Regions from separate parts of the Mus musculus genome. Here all the other regions are linked to region 1. Evidence: chromatin loops called from intact Hi-C (ENCODE). Cell type or tissue: heart. All regions are shown on one strand.

What was found. A loop is a pair of places that touch in the nucleus more often than their neighbours do. Peaks named below come from ENCODE experiments on the same cell type or tissue, not always from the same donor. Only the 100,000 strongest peaks of a DNase experiment are listed, where the experiment ranks them.
Region 2: it touches region 1 in a loop (6-fold over the local background); 10 of 42 quality-filtered maps call a loop at or near these places.
Region 3: a loop joins it to region 1, with 5 times the contacts of the local background. A loop is called at or near these places in 32 of 42 quality-filtered maps.
Region 4: a loop joins it to region 1, with 2.5 times the contacts of the local background. A loop is called at or near these places in 4 of 42 quality-filtered maps.

What each region holds. Positions count from the first base shown.
Region 1 is chr1:133,378,356-133,386,355 of GRCm38, reverse strand. Etnk2 (ethanolamine kinase 2) reads right to left here. Exons shown (of 8, transcript NM_175443.5): 7 at 7,834-7,907; 8 at 6,038-7,039. The coding sequence ends at 6,967. Sox13 (SRY (sex determining region Y)-box 13) reads left to right here. Exons shown (of 14, transcript NM_011439.2): 10 at 62-171; 11 at 266-362; 12 at 747-890; 13 at 1,683-1,899; 14 at 2,432-4,056. The coding sequence ends at 2,705. Among named protein-coding and RNA genes, the nearest start is that of Etnk2, 19 kb to the right of the region's middle. In heart, CTCF peaks have their summits at 680 (motif pointing left), 4,128 (motif pointing left) and 5,473 (motif pointing right); DNase peaks (open chromatin) are centred at 675, 3,675, 4,225, 5,715 and 4 weaker places; H3K4me3 peaks cover 414 bases; H3K27ac peaks cover 2,095 bases.
Region 2 is chr1:133,582,882-133,590,881 of GRCm38, reverse strand. No RefSeq gene overlaps it. Among named protein-coding and RNA genes, the nearest start is that of Snrpe, 23 kb to the left of the region's middle. In heart, a CTCF peak has its summit at 4,679 (motif pointing right); no DNase peak of the experiment used is centred here.
Region 3 is chr1:133,593,463-133,601,462 of GRCm38, reverse strand. It overlaps the pseudogene Gm23939. Among named protein-coding and RNA genes, the nearest start is that of Snrpe, 13 kb to the left of the region's middle. In heart, a CTCF peak has its summit at 4,528 (motif pointing right); no DNase peak of the experiment used is centred here.
Region 4 is chr1:133,445,546-133,453,545 of GRCm38, reverse strand. No RefSeq gene overlaps it. Among named protein-coding and RNA genes, the nearest start is that of Sox13, 25 kb to the right of the region's middle. In heart, a CTCF peak has its summit at 4,808; DNase peaks (open chromatin) are centred at 1,175, 2,225 and 4,985; H3K4me3 peaks cover 534 bases; H3K27ac peaks cover 3,070 bases; H3K27me3 peaks cover 247 bases.

The DNA.
Region 1 (8,000 bases):
GGCTGCTCCTGGGACAAAGCCCTCGGGTCCCTGCCCTTCACTTTGTTCCCTCTCCAAACAGGCTTCCTCGGTGAAGGGGACGCCGTCACCAAAGCCATCCAGGATGCCCGGCAGCTGCTGCACAGCCACAGTGGGGCTTTGGAAAACTCCCCCAATACCCCATTCCGGAAGGTATGGGCCAATCTTCCTCTGCCCAGAGGACAGGAAGATGAAGACAGGATGACAGAGGAAGTACTCATGCCCACATTGTCTCTGTCACCTGCAGGACCTCATCAGCCTGGACTCCTCCCCGGCCAAGGAGCGGCTGGAGGAGAGCTGTGTGCATCCCCTGGAGGAAGCCATGCTGAGCTGTGACATGGATGGTGAGAGCTCTGGCGCTGGGCGCCACTTAACTCCACTAGGGCTGTGTCCGTCCCTGATTCCTTCCTCCCTCCTTTCTTGGGTCCTTCCTGGCATGTGTCTCCATTGTTCCCTGGTGTCTCTATCCGTGGGTCGTCTTCTGGTATCTTGTAACAACTCTGTGGAGCCCTGCTTCTCTGGATCTTTGCTGTGCCTGTTCTCTGGCCGTGGTGGGCCTCTGCTTACCGCTGGCCTTCGCTTCCCTCCTCATCCTCTACTTCCTGCCTTGCTAGGCCTGAGCTGACTTCTCTATGAGCCTCATCAGTGCCTCCTGGTGGCCATGCAAGGGATATCTCTGCCAGCCCCAAAGCTGTTGCCTGCCTGACTCTTACCTACCCATCCTCCAGGCTCCCGTCATTTTTCCGAGTCTCGGAACAGCAGCCACATCAAGAGACCCATGAATGCCTTCATGGTGTGGGCCAAGGATGAACGGAGGAAAATTCTCCAGGCCTTCCCAGACATGCATAACTCCAGCATCAGCAAGATCCTTGGTAAGGGCCAGGGCGTGGGTCCTCTGCAGCTCAGGGTGTTGAGCCCAGGGGACATAGCTCAGTAGGACTGGGTCTGTTTGGAGTTTTCATGCCTTATTGAATCCTGGTAGAATCTTACCAGGTGTAGCAGTTGAGATGTTCTTGGCAGCTGGATCCTAGGACCTTGTACCAGCGCAGGGCTCTTTTGGTTGTCCCTCCCCTTGGGATTTTGTGTATTCTTTACCACCTCCAAACACCCGGTGCCTCTTATGGCCTGTGCTTTGGCAGAAAATAGAGACTAGCATTGTGGACCATTGGTATAGAGACTTTGTGTCAGAGGCTGAGGAGCGGGCAGGGCCGACAAGTCTGAATAAGGGTGGTGTTTTCATGGCTGAGTCCCCTCCAGTAACTGCGCGGGTTTCTTGTCTGGAACACCAGGGTTGTTTTCGGCTTTCCCATGTCTACCCTGGCCCATGCTCTACCACTGAGCTACACCCCAGATTCACATCGGATACTTGATGGCTTGGAGTGGCTGCTCTTTCGTGAATGCCTTTGGGGCGGAGACCTCTCAGGGGTGCCGAGTTGTTTGACATGAGAATGGTACAGACTCCCCGTCATTGCCAGCCTCATCTCTTCCTGGCCCAGCATCCAGGGAGCATCCACACTTGGCCAGGCCCTTGATGAGTGCTTATGCCTTATCATTTTTGATCCCAATTGAAGACCAGGGTCCAATCAGGACTTCTAGCTAGGGCTTGGAACCTGGTGGGGTACCACGAGAGTCTGGCCCTTAGTTTTTGCCTGGTATTGGATCAGGTTCTCGCTGGAAGTCCATGACCAACCAGGAGAAACAGCCGTACTACGAGGAGCAGGCCCGTCTGAGCCGGCAGCACCTGGAGAAATACCCTGACTATAAGTACAAGCCAAGGCCTAAGCGTACCTGTGTCGTGGAGGGCCGGCGGCTGCGAGTGGGCGAGTACAAGGCCTTGATGAGGACACGGCGCCAGGGTGCTCGCCAAAGCTACACCATCCCGTGAGCAGGCCCTCCCTGGTGGCCAGAGGCGGCTTGTGGCTGCTGTGAGAGACTGGGGTTGTGTGTGTGTCTGGTCTTTGTGTGAGGCAGGCAGAGCAGCCAGCAAGGATCTGGGAGCAGAGTTGTGTGCCATCTGCCTGTGTGTGACCCCTGATGGATAATGACTGTGTGCGAGACTGGTGACTGGGAGTTGGGTATAAGACCTAAACTGGGGCACCTGCAGCCTGACAAACGCAGGGCAAATTGAGAACACCACAGGTATTCATCCCGTAGGAAGGCCCCTTATTTGACCATGACAGGCACTAGGGTAGAGTTCTGTGGTCAATGACACTAAAACAAAATAATATTCACGTGCCACCGTCCAACATACCCTCGACTCTGAGCTTTCGAGCTATAGCTGGCAGTGAATTTGGCCATCAGGAAGCACACGCAAGGGCCAGAGTATGCCGGTTACCCAGCCTGCAGGGAGGGCTGGAAGGGCTGGGAGGGCACATGGGTACATCTGTAATTGCGAATTTTCTCTGCCTCTCAGCCCGCAGGCTGGCCAGGCACAGGTGAGCTCAGATATCCTGTTCCCTCGGGCAGCGGGCTTGCCCCTGGCACGTCCACTGGTGGAGCACTATGACCCCCAGGGCCTGGACCCCAACATGCCTGTCATCATCAATACCTGCAGTCTCCGGGAGGAAGGGGAGGGCACAGATGACAGGCACTCGGTGGCCGATGGAGAGATGTACCGGTACAGCGAGGACGAGGACTCAGAGGGTGACGAGAAGAGTGATGAGGAGCTGGTGGTACTCACAGACTGATCCCCAGCTCGCTGGGCCCGGCCCGTCACCGCTGGGGGAAAGACCTTGTTCCCATCCGGACAGGCACAGCCAGCCTTCCTGAACTATCTTGGTACTTGGACTTGGGTGTGGCCAGGTGATGGGTGAAACTGCACTTGTAGATACATTCCCAAGATGGGGGTCCTCCTCTTCATCACACCTCTGGGCCCATCGGAGGAGCCAATGGCCTGGCTGGGTGGGAGTCATGTGGCCGTGGTGGACAAAGCTTGCTGAGGGTTTTAGCCCTTGGGGACAATGGCCAGGGACCACTGGATGTACTTCCTCCTGTCTGCCCACCCACTCAAGGGGATGACAGGGACACACCTGCCCCCCTGAGGTCACATGCTTTGTTTCCATTTCTTCTTGGTCCAGACCAGCCATTGTGGGACAACACACCTGCCCTACAAGCTCCCAGGTCACCCCTCTGCCACCTGGGTTACTTTGAACTCTGCAGTCTGGCTGTGCTGTCTTTTGTCTTCCAAGTCCATGTGCCTCTGGCTACTGTGTGTCTGTGCGCGGCCCACACATGTTCATCACGCCACTCTTGGCAGAAGGCATTTGCTGAGTGTCACTGTGAGCCAGGCACGCCCGTGAGCTCTGTGATGTGTGTCTTGATGCTTCTCTGGGGGCTGCTTCTGTGTTCCTTTGTCCCCACATTGCTACCTCTTTGTCAGTCTGGTGTCTCAGGTTCTGCGTATTTTCTCCCCATGTACACTTCTCCCTCTTCCTCCTCCGTCTGTCCCTGTCCCACCACACCCGCTGTATCCTCTGGGTGTTTGTAGGGCCCAGCCTGCCCCTGGGACTGGCAGTTCCTGACCCCCATGACCCCTTCCCTCCCTTCAGACTCTGCCAGTCAGTTCCCACGGAGCCATTTTTAGCTCCCAGGGCCGTGAGAGCCAGCCCAGGCCTCCAAGGGGGCTCTGCCCTGATTCCCAACGTGTGTGCCGCAGTCATGAGGATCTTTTTCTCAGTGACAGCCCTGCAGAGGGGACCCCATGGCAGCTGGTCTCCATCCCTTCTTCATGAGCTTAGGGTGGCTTCTTCCCTCCCCCCCCCCTTTCCTCCTAAATTAGCTTCCTGGTTGTATCCCAAGGAAATCATTAGCACCTAGTCAAAGATCTGGAGCTGCCCTGGGGCAGGGAAAGACCCCAAACCCCACAAGGCCAGGTGCTTCCCTCCCCACCGCTGTTGACCCTATTTCTCTCCAGACTGTTTCTTTTTATGACTGTAAACATAGATAGTGCTTTATTTTGTTACTAAGAAGATAATGATGAATAACTTAACCAGCATATTTGTTTTCTGATGGGTGTAATAAAGACCGACCATTTCAGGACGTGCCCTTTCTCTGCTGGGAGGCTGGCCTGGCCGAATTCTCGAGTCTAGCGCCAGCCAGTCGCTGCTGCCCCCTGGTGGCAGCATGTGGGAGCATCAGGCAAAGTGTCTGAAAGTAATGGCTTTGACCGGACGGAGACCTAGGACAGGCCTGTGACAGACACACTGCTGAGGGAGGCACTGCAGCAGCCTGGAGGGACAGTGGCTCAGCTCCCCCCTTCACTGAAAGGAATAAGTCTTAAAACTTCCTCATGAATCTTACCGTCTGGGAGAGGGAGTCACTTGGATCCATTGAAAGCTGTGGGCTCATTCCGCAACAGGGTTCACACACAGACACTCAGGAGGGCTCCCTGCCATACTTATCTAGTGATGGTCTTCAAAACTCCATGACCCAACACTTAGAATGGGGATCTCAAAGCCATAGTTGTGACAGAATCGTCACTGGAGGAAAGGACAGAATTCCTCAAAATTAATGGGGTTCTGTAAAGACAGGTCTTGGTTACACTCATACCATCAACATGGTATGGAGGAACAGCAGCTCTTGTAAAAGAAATGGTCCAGGTTAACAAAGGCTCTGTCCTCCATGAGGCGCGGGTGTGTGTGTGTGTGTGTGTGTGTGTGTGTGCGCGCGCGCGCGCGTGCATAGTGTATGTTCCTCACAGAGCTTGGGTTCCAAGTCCAAACCCCTTCTTTAGGAAAAGCTGCATCACCTGGAAGGGCTGAGAATCGGCCTTTGAGGATGAGGGGTCATCAGAGGAGGCCAGGGTCATCCAGCCACCACATGGGGCAAGAGGGAGAAGACTGTTTCTGGGTGGCTAAGAGATGCTCTGGGTATTGTGAGATTGAACCTGAGCTGATAGGCTCAACGTTCACTATTTTGGCTATAGACACACACACACACACACACACACACACACAAAACCTTACCTTCAGCAAAGATGTTGGGAAGTAGAGGAAACTTAACTATGGGGCAAACTTGGCATTGCAGAGGATTTCTTCATTTTACATGTGGGTGAAAGTAGATAAAGAGGGATTAAGACCACACACTGCAGGCTGGAGATGGCTCAGCAGTTAAAGAGCACTGACTGCTCTTCTGAAGGTCCTGAGTTCAAATCCCAGCAACCACATAGTGGCTCACAACCATCTGTAATGAGATCTCATGCCCTCTTCTGGAGTCTGAAGACAGCTACAGTATACTTACATATAATAATATTGAAAAGAAAGAAAAGAAAGACCACACACTGCCAAGACCCAGGGCCAGTTGATGAGGGAGTGTCTTGACTCCTGGCTCTGTCCTTCAGAGCTCTGGCTGTTTTTTCTTTCTTGCTGTCCTTACACCTTGGTCCCCTATCCGGCATTGAGGCAGGGGCCAACAAGAGACTTGCCCAGGGTTCTGGAATCTTCTTTGGCCTCTGCCTATTAATTGGCCACTAGAGGGAGCTGCTTGGCTCAAAGCCCTAACTTCACTCCAAACTCTGATCTCAGGGGAAATTAGACCCCATTATCTCGGGACTCCTCCCAGTTCCTCTTTTGGACCTCTGGCTGGTCCTATGCATTGGGGGGGGGGGGGCACTGAGCCCGACTACCAAGGGTATTCGGGTACCTTTGTCCATAGGCCTCATCTAGCTGCTGTGCCGTCACCACCCCAAATCCTCTGGCCAACTGGAACCTTATGAGAGAATCCGTGAGAAGCAGGGCAGGGCAGATGGGGAGAGGCAGGGACGGCATGTTCTGGTTCTATCAGGACAGCTAGCCACGAGCTCACCATTTGTATGCCTGGGCACGTCTTTTCCCCCAGGTTCTCCATTAGTATCCGTGACCTTGAAGGCCCCAACGAGGGTGGCCCAGAGGTGTACAGGCTGCTGTGCTTTAAGCAGGGGTGAACTCCAAAAGCACGGCGGAAGGGAGGCCAGGTCTGGCCCAGCTCCTCCACACGCATCCATACTAATCAGATCCCAAGCCACTGTCCTTCCAAGACCGTATTCCAGAAACAAACGTTTTAATGCAGAAAACCATAATCTACAAATGAATCACAGTAGGGGCCTATACCAGACTCCCTTAGGCCTGTAAGGACTGGGAGGTGGGTACCGAGCTGGCAACACCTTCAGTATCTGGCCATGTCCTGGTAACTGTGCTGGCTTCTAGGTGCCTAGGCCCTGCCCCCTTGCCTTCCGCCATTCAGTTCCACATGGGAAGATCTTGGTTAAGTTCAGAATAAAAGGAAGAGAAGTGGAAGAGGATGCTGGCTCTGGTGCCTGCCCTCTGGTACCCAAGGTCATGCTTGCTCCAGGTCTACCATCCTCTTCTCTGCAGGGACCTAGCAGGAGCATGGCAGCAGCACAAGGAGGGGACCAGGAGAAGGGGTGGCTGGATGGCATCCGGCTTGGAGAAGCTGGCAGCCTCAGATGAGGCAGCTGCTGGAGGAGCTGTGGAGCGAGTGCAGCTGGGACCTCTCCCCAGGATGACAAGCCAGAGTTGGCTTCCTGCTGGCTTGGAGCTCAGTACCTCTCACAGGAGGCATACGGCTCAGTTGGAGGCCTGGGGTGGGGGTGGGGCACCAGAGGTAGAAATGAACCCTCCCCTCCCCTACTAGGAAGGGTCAAGGACAAACTGAGGCAGCCCAAGCTCTAGCAGTGCCTGGGCTGGCAACTGTGCTCTCACAGGGGGGCAGTCCAGGCCCCCCCACTATCTGCAGGCACTTCCTCTCCAAGCCTAGCAGGATGAAGGGTTTTCCCCACGCCCAATGCTGGGACTCAGCCCCTCCAAACAGGAAAATGAGGTCTTCATTGGCATCCACTGGGAGCCTTCTCCGTGGGTGCCCGCCTTGCCCCAGGGTGCCCAACTCCAAGGCAGAAAGGCACCCTGGGGAGCAGATCTGGCAGCAAGAGGACATGGAGAAACAGGAGGCTGGTCATTTTGGCATCTCCAAGGCCGACACCTGAGGTTTCACCTTAAAGTACTGGTTGAATCGGATCACCGCATACCTGCCAGGGACAGGCAAGGAAGTGGGTGAGCAGGGCGCCTGACAGCCTACTGAGGACTACTACAAACTCAACCAGGTCTAGCCAAATCAACTCCTTTTTTTTTTTTTTTTTTTTTTTTAAATGTGTAGACAAGGTTTCTCTGTGTAGTCCTGGCTGCCTTTGAACTAACTGCAGACCAGTTTGGCCTTGAACTCAGAGCTGGGCAGCTTTCTATCCTTCACACTGGTTCTCACAGTTTGGCTAGGATGGCACCAGTAGTGTGGGCCCTGATGCTGGGCAGGACAGTTCAGAGCAGTGGTTCTCAACTTTCCTAATGCTATGACACTTTAATATAGTTCCTCATGTTGTGGTGACCCCCAAACCATAAAATTATTTTTTCCTTTTATTCGAGACAGTTTCTCTGTGTAGCCCTGGCTGTCCTCAGAAATCCACCTGCCCCTGCCTCCCAAGTGCTGGGATTAAAGGCATGTGCTACCACTGCCCGGCAAATTATTTTCATTGCTACTTCACTGCAATTTTGCTGTTGTTACGAATCGTAATGTAAATATTTTTGGAGACTGGTTTACCAAAGGGGTCATAGCCCACAGGCTGAGAACTGTTGGTAGAGGTTTAGTGGTGGATAGGAACACCTTCACTAGGTTTGGTGGAGCTCCCCAGGCAGCCCCTGCTGGGGATGGGTCAGCTGCACACTGGAAGGACACTGACGTTCTGTTCTGACTAGCTTTGGTCATGTGGTGGTCAAGGCTCTCCCCTCTCACCGCCCACACACATCTTCCCACACTCCCCATACGCACCTGAGGAAGTCAAAGCTGATGGTAGAATACTGGTTCTGTATGAGTGCCCAGAGTGCCCAGAAGAAATGAGATGCCTGTAAACAGGCCAGAGAGGGTCAGCCCTACCAGGCCACGCCTGTCATAACCCTCAGCGAGAGGGACACAGCCACTGTGGGGATCTTGCAGAG
Region 2 (8,000 bases), 200 kb before region 1:
ATATAGTCTTCTCTAGTGACCCTTGACTTGCTGTCTGTCCATTGAGGAGGTAGCCCCTCTGCTGGTCTGTACATCTTTGGCAAGGGTAGTCCTTCAGGATTTAGTATAGCATATGATTATGGAAGGACCAGAGAACTTAGGTCGGGAAAGTTTTCAGTGTGTTCCTAGTTGGCTAGGCTGCTACCTTTGTACTGGTGCTGGGTGGGACTCCTACCTGGGTAACATCTGCCCTGTGTGACCGCTGTAGACTCTGCCATTCAGCAGAGCTCTTAGCTGGTACTATTCAGACTCCTGGTTAGGGTAGTCCCAGCATGTATTCACTGGCTTGGTGATACCAATTTTTGGCATCTTCTGTTGGATAGTGATATAGGCTGGGCTCCAAGGTTAGAGAGATTTACTGGGTGGATGGCTTAGAACAGGTGGCCCCAGAGGATTTCTTCATAGAAATGTGTAATTGGAAGTTACCCATGTCAGTGGGAGACAGTGAGTGGGGTGTTGGCTGAGCTGGGTCTAGCTATCTCTTACATATCTGTTCATGGGTGGAAGTCTTCCTCACTCTTCATGACTGTGATCACTGAGTGGGCTTTTTGAGAGACTGGAGCTGCTGCTTGACTTTCTAGACCAAACAGGTCTAGCTCTGTCCCGCCTTCCTCTCTGAGGGTTCATTGGAGTAGCTAGCTACATAAGGACACAAGCTAGGTTCCCATAGTACTTCTGAAGACAACCCACACAGACCTGTAGATGAGGGCATGAGATTGGCTTAGATCTTGAATTGAGTGCCACAGCTGTTAGGACATAGATATCATCAAGATATAAGTGGTCCCCGTGACCTTTTCTTTGGGCCTGAGGCAGGTCAGTCTAGCTCTTTATTACTGCTAGTAGTTTGCTTGGGAGGAGACTGGAGTGGCTTCTAGCTTTGAATATTAGAGAAGTCCGTAGCTGCCACCAGTTCTCTTTCCATTTAAAGACATCCAAGAAAACCTCTCCCCTGGTGCTGTCCAGACTTGAGGAAGAAAGAGGAGCAACACGATTCAAGTCAGAGTGTCCTAACTCCACCTCCTTCTCTTCTTGTTCTTAGATTTATTTAATTTGATGTGTGTGATTCTTGCCTACATGTATGTCTGTGTGCCACATGCATGCCTGATACCCTTGGAGTTCAAGAGAGGGCACCAGATCTCGTGGAACTGAAGTTACAGATGGCTGTGAGCCACCATGTGGGTACTGGAAACCAAAGCTTGCTCCTCTGCAAGAGCAGCTGGTGCTCTTAACCACTGAGCCATCTTGACAGCTTCTTGTTCTTACATTTCAAATTCCATTTTTATTCAGCTCTGGAAATCTAGCACATACTTGTTTCCAAGTGACAGTTGTCAAAAATATCTTCTGGTCTGGATAGACCCGGATACTTGAACTTTCTTCAGGTGCCACATTCACCATCTTACCCATTCCGTTCTCTGTCTTTACCTCTGTGTGTACATTTTGAAAGGTTGGCAGGAAGGAAAGACACATGAGAGACAAGCAACTTAAGATAGTGCAGGCCTTCACTGAGAGCAGAACCTGTAGAGTGGTCTCTGAGGATGGGAGCCTACCATTTCCTTACAGGCTGGAGTAGCTATAGGACAGAAAGACAAGATTGGGAGAGAGGCTGAAAACACCATCATGGTGGCTTACAAACATCAGAACTCTACTTCCAGGGAGCCTCATGTCCTCCTCTGCTCTGAGGGTAGCAGGCATGCAGGCAGTCCACATACAGACCTGCAGGCAACATTCTCACCTGAAGTTAAGTCCCCTTTTTGGTTTTCACCTGCCATTACTAGGAGTGACCAGTGAGTCCCCAGTTAAAGAATGTCAGGTGATGGATAAACATCTCATTGGATCACCATTACTGGGGTCCTGAGGGTAGGGCAGGCTGGAAACTAGAGAAGCTACCTACTTTAATTCTGGAAAGCACATTACCATAGCTATGGCTATAGTCAAAGATCCACCACAGCGGAGAATCTTTACAAAACGGCATATTTCCAGATAAGTAGACAGATACACTTGGACATATTTCCATACTACACAGTTGTGACATAGCCTGTTATATCTCGGTAATATCTCTGCCCCATTGGTAAATATTTTAGGGTTAAGACTTTTGTATTTGGATTCAGAGCTACACACCTGCAGTCTCAGCTACTTGTGGGATAGACAAAATTGCCAGAGCCATGACTCATCTGGGATATAAGAGACAGTAGAATGAGTCTTGGCGTGATGGCACACACCTTTAGTCCCAGCTCTCAGGAAGCAGAGGTAAGTAGATCTCTCTGAGTTCCAGACCAGCCTGGTCTGCAGCTTCTATAGCAGTGATTCTCAACCTTCCCAATGCTTCTACCCCTCAATAAAATTCCTCATGTAATGCTGATTCCCAACCACAAAAGTCTTTTGTTGCTGTTTCATAACTGGAATCTTGCTACTGTTAGGAATCATAATGCATATCTGTGTTTTCTGATGGTCTTCAGTGACTCCTATGAAAGGATCCTTCAACTCCTAAAGAGGTAGTGGCCCACAGGTAGAGGAGAGTGGCTGCCTGATCTAGAGCTTTATAGTAAGACCCTGTTTCAATAAATACATTTTAAGAAATGAACCTCCACATGAAACATATATACTAACGTTAATTAAACAATTAACTGATGGCTGGCTGGTGACATGGCTCAGTGGGGAAAGGCACTTGCCATGCAACACTGACAACCTAAATTTACGTCCTAGATCCCATGGTAAAAAGAAAGAACTGACTCCCCCAAATACCTCCACATTCCTGCTGTTGTGGATGGTAGCACACACCTTTCATCCTAGAACTCTGGAGGTAGAAGCAAGCAGATCTCTTTGAGTTCAAAGACAGCCTGGTCTACATACAAAACAAGTTCTAGGACATCCAGAGCTACATAGTGACATTCTGTCTCAAAAAAGAGACCAACACACACACACACACACACACACACACACACACACACGGTGGTGCATAGCTGTAATTTTGGAATTTGGAAGGTAGAAGGAAGATTAGGAATTTAGTCATCCTCAACTACGTAGTGAATTCAAGGCCAGAAAGAGCTACATGAGACCCTAGCTCAAAACACTAATGAAATACCACAGAGCTTGACAGTGGCAGTAGATCACCTGCCTGGCATCTGCAAGGCTGGGCTTGACACACCCAGGGGAGGGTGGCACTTGTAATGTGCAGTCTTGTTTATTTATGTATTTCTATGATATAGAGTCTTAGAATTGCTATATTGGACTGTAAGGGTTTTTTTTTCACTACCTCCTCCTTCTTCTGAACATATCCCTTCCTACTTTATGAGCTTCCTATTGTTGTTCTATAACCCACTGCATTTAATTATAGTTAACTGCATGGATATAGAGTTATTTACTGGGTCATGAACAACTTACCAATGGATGTACCCCTGGGGGAAAAATGACTTCCTGTAACCACTAACTCCCCGTAATGGGGTGGGGTCTATCCATCTTGGACTACTCACAGGCTTGGCCCTGTGCGCTCCTACACAGGTCCCCACTGCTGCTGTGTTTATGTTATGTCCAAAAGGTACTGTTTCATGTCACTGTACCCGTCCTCTGGCTTTTACACTCTTTCTGCCTCCTTTTCTGCAATATTTGTAGTCCCTGAGTGGCGCATCACAAAAGCCACTGTGCCTCGAAAGCCATCAAAGTGGCAACAGGCCCCTCCTTCCTGTCTCAACCTATGGCCACTGCAGTAAAATATCCTGCAAGAGCTGTCCAAAGTGGTGGCTCCTGTCAAAATGGTGGCACCACAACCTCTCCTCAGCCTGCAGCCTTCTCAGGAGGTGTCCACAGGAGCTGACACCTTTCCTGCCTCAGTCTACAGCCTTAGTGAACACACCACTGCAGGAGCTGTCCCATAGGAGCTGTCCACAATGGCAGCACCTCCTCTCCAGCCGTTCTCCCCGCCTGCCCCCCCCCTCCCCCAAGCAGATCCACAGAGATGGCACCTCAGCCAAAGCCACCTATGTCAGGAAGGACTTCCCACCCTAACCCATGGGCCCCGATGCAGGGAAAGGGGGTGGAAAAAAAAGCCACCAATTCCTGAGCAGGAAACCCACTAATCCCTGAGCAGGAAACCCACCAATCCCTGAGTCTCCCAAGCTCAAGATTGAGCTTGAAGTCCCACCAGTCCTCACTCTGGAAATTTCTGCCCGAGAAGCTCCGCCCCCGCCAAAATACCATCTAAGCACTGCCCTTGGCCCAATTCCCTGTTGCCCACTCCTGGGAGCAGAATCCCTGGATCCTTCAATAAATCTCCCTGGATTTGTTCCTCTCCACACCCTGGATCCTTCAGTAAATCTCTTTCATGAAGATTTCTGCCTGGTGTGACTCCCTTGTTAGAAGAAAAGAAGCAATGAAAAGAAAAAGTGAAGAAGGAGTGGGGCCGAGGCTCCTGAGCTCCTGAGCTCCACTGGGGATCCTTTTTCCCAGGAGCTGCAACACCTCTGCTGCAGAGGCATCCTCTCAGTTCCTGGAGAGAACAGACTTCTGAAAATGCTCCTCCGATTGCCACGCACAGACCATGGTCTGTACATGCCCACCCACCCCCAATGCTAAAATACAAATTTAAATCTATTTTTTTTTTTTAAATGTAAGAGTGCTCTGTCTGCATGGACACCTACATGCCAGAAGAGGGCATACAGCTCTCCAGTTGACAAATCTGAAGTTATTCCCGTGAGTCTGCCTTTATATGTGTCTTGATGCTTCTCTCTTGCCACGTTCAATGTCCTTTTTTTGTTCAGTGTATTTGGTGTTTTAATTATAATATGCTGACTGAAGGCTCTTTTCTGATCTGTTTCCTATCCTAAACGCCTCCTATATCTGAATTGCCATTTCTTTCCCTAACTCTAAGAAATGTTCTGTCATGATTCTTTGAAACAGGTTTTCTATGCTTTTGAAATGTGATTCCTCCTCCTCCTCCTCCTCCTCCTCCTCCTCCTCCTCTTCCTCCTTCCATGTGTATTGCCTGTAGATTTGGTCTTTTCAGAATATGTTGGTGTGGTGGTTTGAAGAATGGCCTCCATAGGCTCATGTATTTGAATGCCTGGTCATCAGAAAGTGGAACTACTTGAGAGGGATTAGGAGGTGTAGCCCCGTGGAGGAAGTTTGTTACTTGGTGTGGGTGTGGGGTAGGGATGGAACTTAGGGGTTTCAAAAGTCTAAGCCAGTCCCAATGTCTTACTTTTCCTGCGGATCTAGATCTAGAACTCTGAACTACTTCTCCAGCACCATGTCTGCCTCTGTGCCACCATGTTCCCTGCCATGACAAAAATGGATTAAACCTCTGAAACTGTAAGCAAGTCCCAACTAAATGCTTTCTTATATAAGAGATGCTGTGGTCATGGTGTCTCTGCACAGCAATAGAACACTGACTAATACACATAGAGATCTTGGAATTCCCACTGGTGCCATATTGCTGGATTGTTCCTTTAAATTGTCTGGCTGTCCTGGACCTCGGTCTGTACACCAGGCTGGCCTTGAACTCAGACACCCATCTGCCTCTGCCTCCCAAGTGCCTGGATTAAAAGCGTGCGCCACCACCGCCTGTCAGCTCTGTGCCTCTGCAATCATTCAATTACTGAGACTTCCCGAAGCCTTTGGGTTGACTGCTTGACTTGTGTTCTCATTGCCAACTGTGCCTGGTTTTTCTTCAGCATTTCTTTGTTAAATTCCTCCTTTATATTTTGTGTTGTCTTTCTTATTTCATTCAGGTATTTGTTTCTTGACTGGGAGTTCTTTTTTTTAATTTTTTATTTCTTAGAACACAGTTATTGTTTTGAGTTCTTTGGGATTTCTAATTTATTCTCCCTAGTTGCTCTTACTGTAGGGTTAGTAAATTTTGGAGTAGTTCTGCTGCTTGGGTTGTTTGTTTGTTTGTTTGTCTGTTTGTTTTGTTTCTTTGTATTTCTGCTTTGGGGCTGATCTGCCTCGGGTTTCAGTTGAAGTATTTTCAGGATTCAAGTGGGGCATGGCTGTGGTAGAGTGAATATGCCCACTATACAAATTGTCACACAGCCAAGGAACAACAGTGGTTCTTTGACTTCAGTAATTGTTGGAGGATAAACGATCAAAAATAACATGGTTTGAATTCAAATTTTAGTTAATAGTATTAGGAGTGGAAGGGAAGGCGTTTGGGTGAGGGTAGCAAAGATGTCAGATCAGGTTTGAAAAGAGAAACTGAGCCAGGTCGAGCAGCCAACTCACTGGCTCCAGAAGTATAGTATGTATTATTTTTATCACGTTGAATTTGCAAGCTTTGTCAGATACCTACAGGATGATTTATATTGACAAATATAAATCCACGTGTACTTAAAAGAATGTATGTTCTTTGGGGGAACAGATTAAATTAGTTTAGCTCCTATATGTCTTTAACCTTACTAATTTTCTGTCTCCTTATTTTCTCTCTCTCTCTCTCTCTCTCTCTCTCTCTCTCTCTCTCTCTCTCTCTCTCTCTCTCTCTCTCTTTTGATACAATATGTAACCCAGGCTGGCCTCAAACTTCCCAAACTTTGTACATAGGCAAGGATGGTCTTATACTTCTGACCCTTCGGCCTCTGCCCAGGGCTTAGAGGTGTATATTCTTACACCAGTTTATGCAAGGCTGTGGCTCAAACAAACCCAGGGCCTCAGGTATACTAACTCCATACACAGAAGACACCCCAGCCTCTCTTCTCCATCTTAATAAACAAAGTGGTTTCACCATAGATGGCTCGTGTCCAGCCTGACAATTACTGCATTTAATTGAGGTATTTTGTTTACCCTGAGCATAGCTATTAATGTAGTTAGCTTAAATCTACCATCACGAGGTACAGCCCATTCTTTATAAGTCCCTTGCATGTGTACTGCATGCAAAGCACTGACTGCCCTTTGTTCCAGACGATCCTTTCAAGGATTTTTATGTGGAAAACAGCCTTGGAGGATAAAGATAGTGTCTCCCACCAAAGCAAGAGGCAGACATGCTCACTACCCACACAACAGCGGACAAACAAACAAGAAAAATTGGTCCTTCAAACATCTGTGTTTTCTCCTATAATACAACGCTGTGTGGGTTCATTGCGTTGCTCTGTGGAAGCTGGGGTTTGGCAAACGGGGACAAAGAGGGCAGTGCTCTGGTTACTGCCCTTGAGGTGAGCCATAGGTTCTCCTGCTCTGAGCTGTGGCTTATAAATCCCCCAGTCTTCCCTCCCTCCCTCCCTCCCTCCATCACTGTTCCTAACAATCCACCAGTCTTCCCTCCCTCCCTCCATCACTGGGCCTAACAATCCACCAGTCTTCCCTCCCTCCCTCCCTCCATCACTGGTCCTAACTTTATTTGGGAGGAGGAGTATTGTCACTGTGGGTTTTATAGCTGTTGTATTTTTTGGTTCTCTGTGAGTGTTGTTGTTTCTGAGACAAGCACTCACTATATAGTCCAGGCTCACTTTGAACTTCCTATGTCACCTTAAGTGGTCTTGAACTAGTGCTCCTCTTGCCAAAGTCTCTCCTGCCCCAGGGCTGGGACCACAGGTGTGTGCCACCTGATACCTTGGTTTTGTTTGTACCGTTGCTTCCTTTGTTTCTATGCCTTCTTCTTCTTCTTTTTTTTTTTTTTTTTTTTACAAATATGCTTTTTAATGATTTATTTGTTTACATTTTCTGTGCACTGGTGTTTTGCCTGTATATATTTCTGTGTGAGAGGGCCAGGTCCCCTGGAACGGGAGTTACAAACAGTTGTGAGCTGCCCTATGGGTGCTGGAAATTTGCCTCTCGGAAAAGCAGCCAGTGCTCTTAACCGCTGAGCCATCTAGCCCCTATTCCTGGGCATTCTTTTGGATTTTTTTCTTTCATTTTTTAAAAAAAGATTTATTTGTTTATTTATTATTTATTTTATGTATGTGAGTACACAGCTGCTGTCTTCAGCCATAACAGAAGAGGTCATCAGATCTCATTACAGATAGTTGTGAGCCACC
Region 3 (8,000 bases), 220 kb before region 1:
CATTTAGGCTAACTTGTGAAAAGTGCCACAGTAAACGTGGAAGTGCAAGTCTCTCCAATCTTTTGAGTCCGTGCGAGCCATATGACATTTCTGTGTCCCCACCCCCCGCATGTACCCAACAGGGTAACTGCTAGTCAAGTAGCATATGAAAAACCTCATGGGAATTTTCTCTTTATGGTCATGTCCACAGTAACATTTCTGTCTTTTGAGAAACCTTCATGCAGACATTAGTAATCACTATCAGGCTTGTGGCCTGAACAGCAGCAGTAAGTTTCTCTTTCCAGCACTCGCACTGGGATTTGTTAGGGTTTTTTGTTTTTTTTTTTCCCCCTCAAGGATAGCTGTTTTGATTGGGATGAATGAGATGGAGTCTCAGTTTAGATTGTGATTGTGTGAGAGACTATAGGTGTATGTATGGCATGGCATGCATATGGAAGTTATAGGTCCTCATCTTCCACTTTGAGACTGAGTCTTTTGTTGTTGTCCACTGCTAAATGTAACAAGCTGACTGGCCCATGAGCTTCCAGGGAATCACTTGTCTCCATGTCCAACCTCAGAAGCACTAAGATTACAGACATACTTCCCTACTGCCTGGGATCAAACTCATGTTCTCATGCTGCCGTAAGCATTTTATTTCTGAGCATATCCCTAGATCCTCAAATCAGTCCTTCCCCCCCCTCCCCTGTCTCCCCTTTCCCCTTCCCTCTCTCCCCTCTCCCTCACGGAGTTTATCTGTGTTCTGGCTGTGCTGGAACTCACTCTGTAGACCAGACCAGCCTTGACCTAGGAGATCCATCTGCCTTTGCCTCCTGTGATTAAAGGCATGTACCATCACTGCCAGGCTCCTCAAATCACTTAATTTGCATTTCTGTTGGCTAAGGATGTTCAATACTTGTGACTATTTTTGAAACTGCAGTTTGCCTTCCCGGTTCATTAGATGGTCTGCTTTGGGTGTTGACACTTTCTGGAGTTCTCCGTATACTCTATACATCCCTGTGGGATTGATCATTGTGGCAAAGATTTCCCCCTCACTTAGACTATCACTCATTTTCCAGCTCTTGGGAAATGTCTTGTGCCGATTGGAATCCTTTTCAGGAAGCTTTTATCTTACAGTTTTTATAATTTCCTCTAAGTTCAAGGATTTCAAGTCTTATCATTTGTTTCATGTGTATGTGTTTCAAATCATGTATGTGGAGATCAGAGGACAACTTGTGGGAATCTGTCTCCTTCCATAATTTGGGTTCCAGGTATCTAATTCAGGTCATCAGATGGCTTGACCCACCAAGCCATCTCCCTAGCCCCAAGAGACCTAGTATTAATTGCCTTTGCAACTAAGTTGACATTTCCCCTTTAGCTTTCAATGTCATTTCTTTGCCTTTTAGCTTTTAGTATCTTGACTCTACTATGGGGTGTGTGTGTGTGTGTTTGAGGGGTTTGTTTGTTTGTTTGTTTGTTTTTTCATGGCAGAGTTTGTGTAGCCCTAGCTGTCCTGGAACTCACTCTGTAGACCAGGCTATCTAAGAACACACAGAGACCCACCTGCCTTTGCCTCCCAAGTGCTGGGATTAAAGATGTATGCCACCACTGCCTGACTGACTCTACTATGATGTCCATGCATTTTCTAATTTGAGGTTTCAAATACCTCTTATGTTGCAATGTCTTTTTCTCCTGATCTGAAAGGTTTTCTATGAGAATCCCATGAATAGAATCATACCATTAGCATTTCCACTCCTTATCCATACCATGGATTGCTCTGTTGATCACAATGCCAATAATTGGATGTTATGCCTCTGCCCATTTATTTGTTCTTTATTGGTGCACTTTGTGAGCCTGTTCCTCACGGTGACAAAATGACCTGGCGAAGCAGCCTAAGGAAGGAAAGTGTTACTTTAGCGACTCAGTTTGAAATGCAGTCCTTTGTGAAGGGAAGTCAAGGCAGCAGGAGCTGGAAGCAGCCGTCTGCAGTCAGAAGAGAGAAAGGTGGTTGCTGTCACTCAGCTGGTTTCCTTTTCCAAGGTGGGGAGGCAGGACTTTCCGGGTGATGGTGCCACCTTCCTTAAGGAGGGCCTTCTACCATAATCCCTCACAGGCCAAGTAGCCTAATCTAAAGCCCCTCAGGCCTGCTGGAGCCTTGTTCTCTGAGTGACTCTGGATGGCCTTAGGTTGACCCTGTCAGTCTGCAGGCTCCACCCGGACGGTCTTCTGTTCAGTTGAGTTCATTGCTTACTGTGTTTTATGTGGGTCAAGGAAGGGTTGGGGTTTTGTTGTTTTGTTTTTTTAAATATTTTTGTTTTGTCTTTTTTTTTGGGGGGGGGGGTCCTCTGTGTAGCACTGGTTGTCCTGTAACTTAATCTGTAGACCAGGCTGGCCTCGAACTCATGAAAATCCACCTGCCTTTGCCTCTTGAGTGCTGGAATTAAAGGCATGGACCACCACCGCCAGTCTTGAGCAGCCTATGCTGGAAGACTTCGCCCTCCCTCCCTGTGACTCAGTGGGAAGGTAACACTTGAAACTACAGCAGCATCAACCTGCACAAGAGCTAAGTTTCCCTTGAACCAATCATGCTCCTTACATTACCAGAGATCATAAAACAGTGGTGAGCTGACTGTGCAGTTAAAAATATTTAGGGAAGTGTGGAAATAGGGAGGGCTGAAATAAAGGAAGCTGGCTGGGAAGAGGGAGAAACACAAGCAGAGCAAGTCAATGCTTTGAGATGCAGTGAAACAGGTGTAATAGGGAGGGAGGAGAAGAGCAAGAAGGAGCTAAGGTAGCCAAAATAGAGAGGATCCTGGAAGGAAAAGCGGGAGGGGAGCTAAGAAATAAGGAAACATACAAAGCTCAATGGTGGTGGCGCATGCTGTTTATCCCAGCACTTAGAAGGCAGAGGTAGGCATTCTCTGAGTGATAGCCAAGGCTACACAAACCCTGTCTGGAAGAAGAAAAACAAATCATACCAACAAAATGAGACAAAAACCTGAAGAGCAAGAAATTGTAAAGCAATAAATAAAAATGTAGAGAGTAAGGGGCCTGGTAAGATGGCTCAGCAGATGAGGTTGTTTGCTACCAAACCAGATTCCCTGAGTTCAACCCCCAGGACACATGGAAGAGAACCAGCTCCTGTAAGTTGTCTTCTGACGTCATATGGATGCTACAGCACATGTGTGCAAAAGTAGGCTTGAAGGGGTCACAAAGGTGATGGAAGTATTTGGGACAGCTTCCTCCTGAGTCTTTGACCTCCCTGTGTGGGGTTACAGGCTTGTCCTGAGTTATGTCAAATCAGGACAAGATGGTGCCTGGCTGCTCCCTCTGTCCACAGCAGCTCATCTGCCAAAATCATTGCTCCACCGAAATTTGGCTTGTCCTCTGGGTGTCTTGGGCTTGCCCTGAAGCAAGGACTGCACATTTCTCCTGCCTTGCCTCAGGAGAGCAACTACTCCCCTCCCCAGTCAGGGGGCTGTGCTTTGGGTGCGGTTTGCCCCTCCCTCCAGCAGGTATTTTTGCCCTTGTTTATTTTGTCACTATATTGGTGCAGTGTCATGTGTGGATTATGCTCATTTCATCAGAGGACAACTTGAAGGGGATTGGTTCTTTTCCACCATCACTTACTTCTTAAGTAAGTTCTTTGCCTTTAGGAGAGTGTATTGTTTCTCCTGATTCTGATTGTCACCCTTGAAAGCTCACATGGGCAGATTCTAGCCCTCACACTTGGAAGTCTCCAGCTTTGCGTAATAATTGTGATAGACAATTAATAGAGGTTTTCTAGGCAAAGTTGAACAAATACTGAAACAGATTCACAAGCAAGCAGGGGTTCTCCGTTTATTTTAGGTTGGTTCCCCTTGTTTGGCCCAGGTAGCCTTAAGCCTAGTCCTCCTGCCTCAGCTTTCTAAGAGCTGGGACTATGAACATGTGCCACCTCACTCATGCTAACAGTTTTAGTATTATGTTCTTAGTGGGTACTACAAGATGAGGAAGGCCAATCCTATGTTTATATTTTGTGGTGCTGGGGATCAAACACATGGCCTGGTGTATACTACGTAAGCATTCTGTCACTGGGCAGCACTCCCAGCCCCAGAGCCCATCTGAAATCACGATAAAGGTAAAGATGGCTGAAAGTCCACCAGGAAGTTCAGTTTCTGTACTGGAAAAATGACTCCATAGGTAAAAGCACCTGGACGCCCACCAGCAAGCCTGACACTGTGGGGAAGAACGAGCCAGCGTCCAATTGTCCCCTGACCTCCATGAATGTGACGAGCTTGTGTTCCCACATACATTATACACCAAATAAGTTATAATAAAGTTTTTTAAAGTCCCAGTTCTTTTTGAGATTCATTAAAGTGAATAAAATCACTCTGTCTGAGGCAGGAGAGTTGTAATGACCATAAAAGTCAGCCCCTGGGAGCTGCCTTTAGCTACAGCGATCTCCTTTCTAAATGTGTGCCCTTTGGTTATATTTTCAGTAGACTACTTTAGCACTTTCAACATGCCTGAGTTTGAAATTCATTAAGCCAGCTCTGTAAAGAAAATACTGGGCAGTAGAGGGAGTTAGAGCGGTGGGACTGCTGATGAAAGACCAGAGCTAAAGACCTCCCTGCAGCTTTCTTGGCACCAGAATAGCTGGGAAGGAGGATAAAAGCTGGAGCAGGATAATCCCTAAGAAAACCTGCTGGCTGCTTTTTCCATTTCCCTGTGTGGCCTTTCTGACCCGGTTGCCCTGTGTAAGCAAAGCTGAGCCTGCTGTGGCTTATTCTGAATGGATCAAGATGTGGAAGGTTCTATTTTTGACAGAGCAAACGATGATCTAGTGAGAAATAGGTGCTCTTACAATTGAGCTCTGTATTTAGAAATCTTTGCCTGCTGCTCCCTGCTCTGTGGAGCCTGTGGTGTTTGCCTTTTAAACTTGGACTTCTCCACAATCTGTAGCTCCTTTCTTCAAACTAGAATTTGTATTGCAGGGAGGCGTTGCTCTCCCTTCATTAAGGCTACTGAACTACTGGGAAGCAGCTCATGTTGGCAGCCCTTGGTATGTGGGCAATTATTTTTCTGGAATGGCTCTTTGTTTCAGAGAGGGTCTTGCTAACCACCCACTAACTCTTGTAACATTCTTGAAAGGGGGTTGGGGGGAGCTGGAGAGGCATGCCCTGAAAGAAAATTAAGTACTGATATGAGCCTGGTCTGTCCATGGCAGGTAGAGGGAAGGAAAAGTTTGAAAATCTTAGACTTACTATTCATGGGCGCCAACTCTTGTCGGTCCACGCTTGTCAGGTAAGGGAGAGGACTGGGCTTATTTGAGTTGGGCTGTTACTGTACTGTTCTCCCCTCTAGCATGATTGACACACACTATTCAAGTCTGTTACTGTTCCCCCTCTAGCATGATTGATAGACACACACTATTCAAGTCTGTTACTGTTCTCCCCTCTAGCATGATAGACACACACTATTCAAGTCTGTTACTGTTCCCCCTCTAGCATGATAGATAGACACACACTATTCAAGTCTGTTACTGTTCTCCTCTCTAGCATGATAGACACACACTATTCAAGTCTGTTACTGTTCTCCCCTCTAGCATGATAGACACACACTATTCAAGTCTGTTACTGTTCCCCCTCTAGCATGATAGATAGACACACACTATTCAAGTCTGTTACTGTTCTCCTCTCTAGCATGATAGACACACACTATTCAAGTCTGTTACTGTTCTCCTCTCTAGCATGATAGACACACACTATTCAAGTCTGTTACTGTTCCCCCTCTAGCATGATAGACACACACTATTCAAGTCTGTTACTGTTCTCCTCTCTAGCATGATAGACACACACTATTCAAGTCTGTTACTGTTCTCCCCTCTAGCATGATTGATAGACACACACTATTCAAGTCTGTTACTGTTCTCCTCTCTAGCATGATAGACACACACTATTCAAGTCTGTTACTGTTCCCCCTCTAGCATGATAGACACACACTATTCAAGTCTGTTACTGTTCTCCTCTCTAGCATGATAGACACACACTATTCAAGTCTGTTACTGTTCTCCTCTCTAGCATGATAGACACACACTATTCAAGTCTGTTACTGTTCCCCCCTCTAGCATGATAGACACACACTATTCAAGTCTGTTACTGTTCCCCCTCTAGCATGATAGACACACACTATTCAAGTCTGTTACTGTTCTCCCCTCTAGCATGATAGACACACACTATTCAAGTCTGTTACTGTTCCCCTCTAGCATGATAGACACACACTATTCAAGTCTGTTACTGTTCTCCCCTCTAGCATGATAGACACACACTATTCAAGTCTGTTACTGTTCTCCTCTCTAGCATGATAGACACACACTATTCAAGTCTGTTACTGTTCTCCCCTCTAGCATGATAGACACACACTATTCAAGTCTGTTACTGTTCCCCCCTCTAGCATGATAGATAGACACACACTATTCAAGTCTGTTACTGTTCTCCCCTCTAGCATGATAGATAGACACACACTATTCAAGTCTGTTACTGTTCTCCCCTCTAGCATGATAGATAGACACACACTATTCAAGTCTGTTACTGTTCTCCTCTCTAGCATGATAGACACACACTATTCAAGTCTGTTACTGTTCTCCCCTCTAGCATGATAGACACACACTATTCAAGTCTGTTACTGTTCTCCTCTCTAGCATGATAGACACACACTATTCAAGTCTGTTACTGTTCTCCCCTCTAGCATGATAGACACACACTATTCAAGTCTGTTACTGTTCTCCCCTCTAGCATGATTGATAGACACACACTATTCAAGTCTGTTACTGTTCTCCCCTCTAGCATGATAGACACACACTATTCAAGTCTGTTACTGTTCCCCCCTGTAGCATGATAGACACACACTATTCAAGTCTGTTACTGTTCTCCCCTCTAGCATGATAGACACACACTATTCAAGTCTGTTACTGTTCTCCCCTCTAGCATGATAGACACACACTATTCAAGGCTGTTACTGTTCTCCTCTCTAGCATGATAGACACACACTATTCAAGTCTTCTTCTGAAGAAATGCTTGGGGATTTCGGAAACTTCTAAAGGTGTAGGAGAACTTGTGTCTATTCATGCTTAGAAGTTAACATAAACAGTTGACTCTCAGTTGATCTCTGTGAGTTCAAGGCCAGCGTAATGCCTCATAGAGGGTTCCAGACCAGTGGGCAGGGATACACAGTGAGACACTGTCTTGGGAAGAAAAAAAAAAGAAAAGAAAAAATCTTGTGCTGCTGCTCTCTTGCTCTTGTTTGGATTTGGTATCTGTGATACTAGCCATAGAAAAAGAGTTGGCGCCACTTTGATTTCATTTTTTTTTTTTTTGAAAAGTAAGAAGAATTGTCTTAGTTATTTTGGCTGTGAAAATATTCAGTCTTGAACTTTTCCTTGCTAGGAGCCTGTTTACATACATGCATGTGTGTGTGTGTAACTAGGTTCAATCCAGTACCTTGTACACACATTATCAAGCACTCTACTGCACTGAGCTGTATTCCAGACTTTTAAGGGTTTTATTACTGATTCAATTTCCTTATTCACTCCTGGTCTGTCTCAGTTTTCCCTGTCTCTCCCTCTCCCTCTCCCTCCTTGCTGTGACCTCTACTACTGAACTACACCCTCCGCTTTGGATTTTTCTATTTCTTCATGATTCAGTCTTGGCAGGAACATATGCATTTCTTACAGGCTATCTAACTGGTTGGTGATGGGGTATCTATGTGTAGCACAAGCTGGCCCTGAACTCATGATCATTCCACTGTAGTATTAAGAATGCTGGGATTACAGGAGTTCAGCCTTCAAAAAAGGACCTCCTGAGTACAGAGGATAGTGCAGTGGGTAAAAGTGCTTACCATACAAGCCTGGAGACCTGACCTCCACACATGTGCCATGGCCGTGCATGTGTGTATGCATATAAACACACGCACATATAAACACAAATAAAACCCAGATCTTTTTTTTTTTTTTAAGATTTATTTATTTATTATATGTAAGTACA
Region 4 (8,000 bases), 67 kb before region 1:
GTTTCATAGGAACCTGGGGTTGTATGGGAAGAGTGGGAGTTCGGCAGGAAGCTTATGGCACTTCCATAGTAAAGAAGGCCCAGGAAAGACAGCCTAGACCAAATGCCCTAAAGAAACTTAGAGGTTCAGTGTAATCCCAGCAAGGATGTTTAGGATGGAGCTGTGCTAGATGGGGAATTATGAGACTGGGGAACCCTGCTGCCAGCCAGAGGCAAAAGACAATAAGGAAAGGAAACACTTCTCAGGATGATGCCAGAGAGCCTTGCTATAGTGACCTGTCTGCTTCGTTTGGGATGATAGCTAGTTGTCCCGAGATCTCTAGGAAATACTGAAGCAGTTAGACAGTGGCTCTGCTGACCCATCCAGTGTCATCTAGTGCTCCTTTGAGTCTATCAAGGATGTTCCAAAACCTGTAGTATTTGTCAATGGGCCATGAGCACTGAAAAGAGCCCTAGGTGGGAAGAAATACTCAGGATCCTGCCTGGCTCTCAGGGAACAAGGCTCTCCCATCTCCATCTGTCCATTTTCCTGGTGACAGCACTTGCTGTCCAGTGTCCTGGTGTCCTCTGCTCTGGTTCTCTGTCACCCACGCCCACCTGATGATGATGCATGCTGAGGGAACCTGCTGCATCTCTCCACCCTTCACACCCACGGACACGTCCATACTTCTGTCGTGAAGGACAATCCCTGGCTTAATTATTTGCAGATCTTCTTTCTCTTTGGAGTCTCCCAAAGTCCAAAGACTCTTCAATGATTAAACCCAGAGCCGCGGAGAGGAAGGGGCCCACCCCTGGGCCTTTGGAATGGGCTGGGTGATTAGGTCATCATTGATCTTTATTGTGCAGCTGAAGAATATTCCTCTCTGGGAGAAGCCGAGAAGCCGGGTCACCACACGCCCCACCCCCATCTTCCCTGAAGCAGCTTTGTCTGGTGCCTGCCCGGAGCCCTCAGTCTGTCCCTAGGAAGAACCCATGATGGGTGTTTACTAGGTTTCTCTCATTGGAGGCCTCCCCTTGCTGCCCCTCCACAGGGTTTCTCTTTGTCTTTCTCTGAGCCATTAGGCTTCCAGGCCTTGGCCTCTGTCAGAGCAATTGCCCCTGCGCAAGCAGCTTTCCTTCCCTGAGCTCCTGTGCGCTCGCTTTCCCAGGCCTGCCCTGGAAAGGAAACAGCCAGAGGCAGGAGGATTCCTAAAAATACACTGCTATTTCCTAGTGTCTGGGCGAACAGGAGGTGGACAACATCACTGCAAGCTACAGCCGACTTTTAGCTCTGTCCCTGGGGTGCAGAGGAGCGTCCGGGAAAGAAAGTAGATCTGCCTCCTGTGTGTCTCCAAGACTGCCCTGAGCCACAGAGGGCCACTGTATAGTTATCCGTGATAATCCCACGTTTTGTTTTGATAGTGCTGAGACATTTTGGTTGATTTCATTTTGCTCAGAAGCGTGATGACCTCATCTGTCCCGGGCGAGGAGGCAGCCCAGATAGGAGCTCCCCTTGGAAAACAAGGCAGGCTGCTACAGCACTTTCCCAGGTCAAAATCAGAACCTGTGCCTGGGAGCTGGATCAGCAAGTAAAAGTGCTAGCCTGGTGGCCCAAGTTCAGTGCCCAGAACCCATACAAAAAGCAGTATGTCACCGTACTCCCATTGTTCCCATTGTGAGATGGAAGGCAGAGACAGGAGAGTTGCCCAGAAGTTCACAGGGCTCCTAGTCTAGAGTACATAGCCCAGCTGCAGAAACCCTGCCCAGCAAGTTAGCAGGTAACTTGAAAGCTGTTCTCTGACCTCCACATATAGACCTAGGTATTTGTGCACCTTCCCACACACACACATACCAACATAAATATTCAAAACTAGGATCCCAGACCCCTGGCTAACATCGGAGTGTCTAGCTTTACTGAGACAGTACTGAGGTCTCATGGAGGGGGTGAAAGTGGTAGAATTTTTACTTGAAATCCCCAAGTAAGACCACCTCCCCCCCATGAGAGATCTGGGTCTCCTGACCTCTCACAGGTCCTTCTTGAGTCTGAGTGCTGTCTTGCTCAAGAGTGGTGCCTTCTGTAGAATGAAGGATGTTCTCGGTGGCCATCACTACCCCCTACTTTAAGCCAGATTCAGTGCTTAAGTAGCCTCAATTTCCAAGAACGCTGGGTAGAGGGCTCTCGGGTTACTCTTGTTTTAGGATGAGGTAATAGAATCAGAGGCGTTAACATGCCCTGAGTTGCACAGCTAATAAGAGGCAGGAAACAAGATTTGAGACCAGGACTTCCTGAACTCTGAAGCAAATGTCTTTAACTGCGAACAATGTACCTGCCGTGGTTGGATACCCTCCTGGAGGGAGGCACCCGCCTCCGTTTGGGCTGCTGTTGCAAAATGCATAGACAGGATTTGTCTGAAACAACGGGCCTACCTCACAGTCCAAGACCAGGGTGCTCGCTGCTTTCTCCACTAGCTTCACCATTTTACCCTCCCCGAGTCCCTCCTTTCCCCCTCGCCATGTCAAAGGTCAGCAGAATCTATGATGAGAACCCTTCCCCACCTGTAAAGAAACTTGTGCTAAAACAAATCTCTGAAACCAAGCAAGAAAACATTCATTAAGTCTCACAAGAGTTTTGTTTGTGTTTTTTTGTTTTTTTGTTTTTTGTTTTTTTTTTTTTGGTTTTTCAAGACAGGGTTTCTCTGTATAGCCCTGGCTGTCCTGGAACTCACTTGGTAGACCAGGCTGGCCTTGAACTCAGAAATCCTCCTGCCTCTGCCTTCCAAGTGCTGGGGTTAAAGGCGTGTGCCACCACTGCCAGGCATACGACCTTATCTTTTCTTAAAAAGTAGAGCAATAAGAAAGAGGAGCTGGGGCAATGGCTTAGGAGGCAAAGCTCTTGCCACTGAAGCTTGAGGACCTTAGCTGCGATCCCCAGCACCCCAGAAGCAGCACTGAGGGGGTAATTCCAGTGCTGTGGTGGCAGGGACAGGAGGATCTCTGGAGCTTGCTGGCCAGTCACACTAGCTGACTAGTGTGACTAGTCTAGTGAGGAAACCCATCTCAAAAACTAAAGTACAGAGTGGGAAGACACTAGATGTTGATAACTGGCTTTATGTGCACACAAATGCATACACACATATGAATTCATACACATGCATTCACCACACATATATGTGCACACACATATGATTGCATACATATGCATACACCACACATACATGTGCACACACATATGATTGCATACACATGCGTACACCACACATACATGTGCATACACATGAATGCATACACATACACACACCACACATATGAATGCATACACATGCATACACCACACATATGAATGCATACACATGCATACACCACACACATATGTGCACACACATGAATGTATACACATATACACACCACACACATGAATGCATACATATACATATACCACACATACATGTGCACACACATGAATGCATACACATGCATACACCACACACACATGTGCACACACGAATGCATACACATGCATACACCACACACACATATGAATGCATACACATGTGCACACACAAATGCATACACACACATGTGCATATATTCATTACAATAAGTAAAAAGGAAATAATAAGCAAGAGAAATGAACAAGGAGAGGGAGGAAGAAAAATGGTGTCCCCTGTCATCTGTTATCCTCAACTCAGGTGGCTTCCACCCTGTTCTCTTCATCTTCCAGTCATAATTCCTTTTCCCACTTCCTTTTGTGTTTGAACCAAGGCAAAGAATCCCCCAGAGCTATGGCCATCATAGCATCCAACATACAGCAGGGTCCTGAGCACATTATACTTGCAAGTTTCGAGGGTTGGTGTGTTGGCACACCAGTGTTGGGTCCTGTGTCTTCACTTTGGCTTCTTAATGTCCAGAACTCAGTATGGTACAAAAGAGAAAAGTTCTCTCTCCGGTCTCATGGCCGCCTCAGCTTACTGACTGGGTTAGCAGGCCTCTGGTCTCCTGGAGTCTGTGTCCAGAGGGCAGGTGAGTCACGCTTGGTTTGGGATTGCTCAGGGAGGCTCGGAAGGGATCCCAGCAGCCCCAGTGAAACTTCCAATGAGCCTGTCCCCACGCTATGCTAGGTCACCAGATCTCAGGTAACACAGAATTCCCTGATTTGTATAGTTTACTGACAGTGATGGAATTAAGACTTCTACAACCACCACTGACATGCCACCAGGAATTAAACTCTCCTGAGCTCATCACACTTGGGAGTTTCGAGAGTTTGTGCAGTGTCACACGGGTGTCCCTTCCAATGCACCTGTTGTAGCTCCCAGGTGCCTCTGATCCAGGAGCGGCGTTTGGCTTTGTCTCAGTCCCCGGCAGGTGTGTGATGAACAGTCTGGGAAAACCAGACCAGACGCTCCATCTCCCAAAGCACCCTGGTTCCAGCCACAGGGGAAAGGCGCAAACACTGGGAAGCCTTGATGTCTGAAAGGTTTTTTTTTTTTTTTTTTTTCTTTTAAGGAGTTCAAAGTAGTTCTATGTCTGATCTTCCCCTTAGCCTCCCGATACCCTGAGGAGGTGGGGGAGACAGCAAGAATGATCTCGGTATGCCCCTGAAAGATGGAGCCACTGAGGCCCAGAAGTCTCAGACAGTTAGTTCAAGGCCACTAGCAGTTGATAACAGAGGCTGCCCCACAGCTCCCTTCCCCCGCTCCACCTGCTCATGACCCACGGAAGGAAGCCTGGGTAAAGAAGCCTGAGAGCTCGCTGTGGTTTTTCCAGACAGAACCCAGGTCTCAACTTCTCAGCTCCCATAGTCTCAGACCACACACCCTTAGTGCCTCCAGGGGAGCTGGCCCGACAGGCTTCCCTTGGGGCGGAGCCAGCTCTGTCTCCGCTCATTAGCAGGTCTGTTTCCAGGTGGATCTAGCACTGGGTCATTAAAGCAATAAACAAGCTGCTGATTGTCGGGTGGGCTAGACCTGGCACCCACGCTCCCTGCATTGTGCTGAGTTCCAGCGGGCCCACACAGCCCCTGAAACAATGCCTCACTTCCTCCCAGGAAGCTGCAGACCCAAGCCAGCCTCCTGGGCTCGCCCACGTGCTCTGGCCAAGCCATTGTCTCGGAGTCCTACGGATCCAGCCATTCCCATGACCAGGGTAGTTGTATCCTCTTAGCAGTCCAAAAGGAGGGGATCAAGTGGCCAGGACAAAGAGCTGTCATTTCCCTGCGGGTGCTATTGCCAAATCTCCAGGTCCCTGGTCAGGCGTTCCAAAGCTCTGGCTATGCGGGGTCCATGACCCAGCTTCTCCCTGGAATATAGATACAAATTATGATTTAGAAACAAATGCAGTGAAGGAGCCCTGAGCAAGCCTCTTAGTCAATGGGTCTCAACCATCCTAATGCAGCGACTCTTATTTTTATTTATTTATTTTTTGTTTTTTTTTTTGTTTGTGTTTTTTTTTTTTTTTTTCTTCAAAACAGGGTTTCTCTGTGTAGCCCTGGCTGTCCTGGAACTCACTCTGTAGACCAGGATGGTCCCGAACTCATAAATCCTCTTGCCTCTGCCTCCCAAGTGCTGGGATTAAAGGCGTGCGCCACCACTGCCTGGCATGCAGCGACTCTTTAATACCGTTCCTCATGTTGTGGTGACTCACCAACCATAAAATTATTTTCTTTGCTACTTTTTAAGTGTAATTTGGCTACTGTTATATAAGCCCTAATGTAAATATCCCTGTTTTCCGATGGTTTTAGGCGACCCCTGTAAAAACCTTGGGTTGTGATCTACAGGTTAAGAAACAGTCTTCCAGACTCCTTTTCCTTAGGCTTGCTCCCTGTCACCAGAATGTTTCTGAGTGTATCCCCTTCACACACATACATACACACACATGCACATGCACACAAGCACACTGGAGACACATGCACACACACACACACACACACACACACACACACACACACACACACAGGTTGAGGGCTGATGCAGGCAGGGTTAGAAAGAGGAAAAGGAGGCTCACCCAGGTGTGCAGTCACCTGCCTGGTGCAGGAGGAAGACTGGCAAACTGGAAAACTCAGGGGTTTCTTTCTCAAAATATTCTAAGGGGCATCCTTTTCCTTATGTCCAGAATTGAGAGGAGGTGTGCTATGCGGGAGTCACAGAAAACCTAGGGGTATACCTTTCCCTCTTCCTTTCTCTTTCCTTCTTTTTTTCTCTCTCTTTCTCTCTCCTCCTTTCTTTCTCTCCCTTCCTCTCTCTCTCTCTCTCTTTCTTCCTTTCTTCCCTTTTTCTTTTTTTCCAGTGCTAGATATTGAATCCAGGCTGCTATGAGTTCTGTGAGTGACTTTCACCATTGATCCCCATCCACACGGTTTGGGTTATGGATTTGTTCTTTCTTTTTTTCTTTCTCTTCCTTCCTTCCTTTCTTCCTTCCTTCCTTCCTTCCCTTCCCTTCCCCTTCCTTCCTTCCTTCCTTCCTTCCTTTCTTTCTTTCTTTCTTTCTTTCTTTCTTCCTTTCTTCCTTTCTTCCTCTTTCTTTCTTTCTTTCTTTCTTTCTTTCTTTCTTTCTTTCTTTCTTTCTTTCTTTCTTTCTTTCTTTCTTTTTGAAATGGGACCTTACCATGGTAGCTCTGAACTCTGAACCATGGTGGCTCAGAACTCAATGTGTAGACCAGGCTAGCCTTGAAACCAAAGCGATGCACCTGCCTCCCACGTGCTGGATTAGAGGCGCACACTGCAATGCTTTGGAAGCGTTGCTTTATTGAGACAGGGTCTCCTGATACGCAGCTCAGACTCACTTAAACACCCCATACTGAATCCATCTCTTGGGTGCTGGGATTATAGGCATGTACCTACCATGGCTGACTTTTTCTTCTCAACATCTCCTTTTGGGATACCTTATAGAATGATGCCTTAAGGCACAGGCGGGGCTTGGGACAGCATGAACTTGGGTCTAAAAGAGGATGAGATTAGGGTGAGGAAACCAGAAAGCCACAGCCAGGTCTGTGGGAACCTATGTGCAGTCTAGGTAAGGCTGTGCCAGAGGCCCTTAGGGAAGCGTTGAGGGCTGAGGTAAATGTGCCAGAGACGCTGTGTGCAGTCTTCCCCTCTGCCAAGACCCGAAGGAGCAGAGGACCCTGCTGTGTTTGACTGAGGCCCAACTGTGTATCTGTCCAACACAATGCACTGTGCATAGCTTGGCCCAGAGCCCTGAGGTAACTTATCCTGAAGCCAGCTGTAGAGCTGAAGTAAAGCTGTAGCCTACTAGAGGCTCCTGATTATGGAGGCAGGTGAGGAAAGGTCTTGGCTGGGGGCAGTGGGGCAGGCAAAGAACCTTTCACAGGAAAAGGAGCCCAGATATGGATGGCTCTGGGGGGAAAGAAAATAAAAATATGTGAATGAGTGTGTGTGTGTGTGTGTGTGTGTGTGTTTGTGTGTTTGTGCATGTGCGCGCACATGCGCCCAAAGGTGAGTCTAAGACTTTCTTCACATTGCCTCAGTGTAGACCCAGTAAGGTTGCCTCCCTCCCTCCCCCACCCCTGATGTATCCTAGGCTGGCTTCAAACTGGATTTAAACTAGACAAATAGCTGAGGGTTGCCTTGAATTCCTCTTCTTCCTCCTTCCACCTCCGAAGTGCTACGATTACAGTTTTGTGCAACTAAACCTGACAAAAATCGTATCATTTTTATATTATTAGGTCTATGATTCATTTCTCTTTCCTTCTTGTGTTTATTGTGAGATCACTTGAAATGGGCATGGTGGTGTAAGGCCAGCACTTGGGTGGTGACAAAAAGGATCAGGAATTTAAGATTATTTATTAAGTTTGAAGCCAACTCCAACTACTTAAGGTCAAGTCTCAAAAGTAGAGCAAAACAAGCAAACAAAAAAAAAATGAAAAAAGAAAAAAGAAAAACCATCAGGAAGACATGTAGGTTTATTTCAAGACTCTCTTGCTACATGTTCTGTAGAGGAACCCTCCTCTGGCTACAATGTTGATGACAGAGTTTCACAACAAGTTGACATGAAAGCTACTCTCCTTTC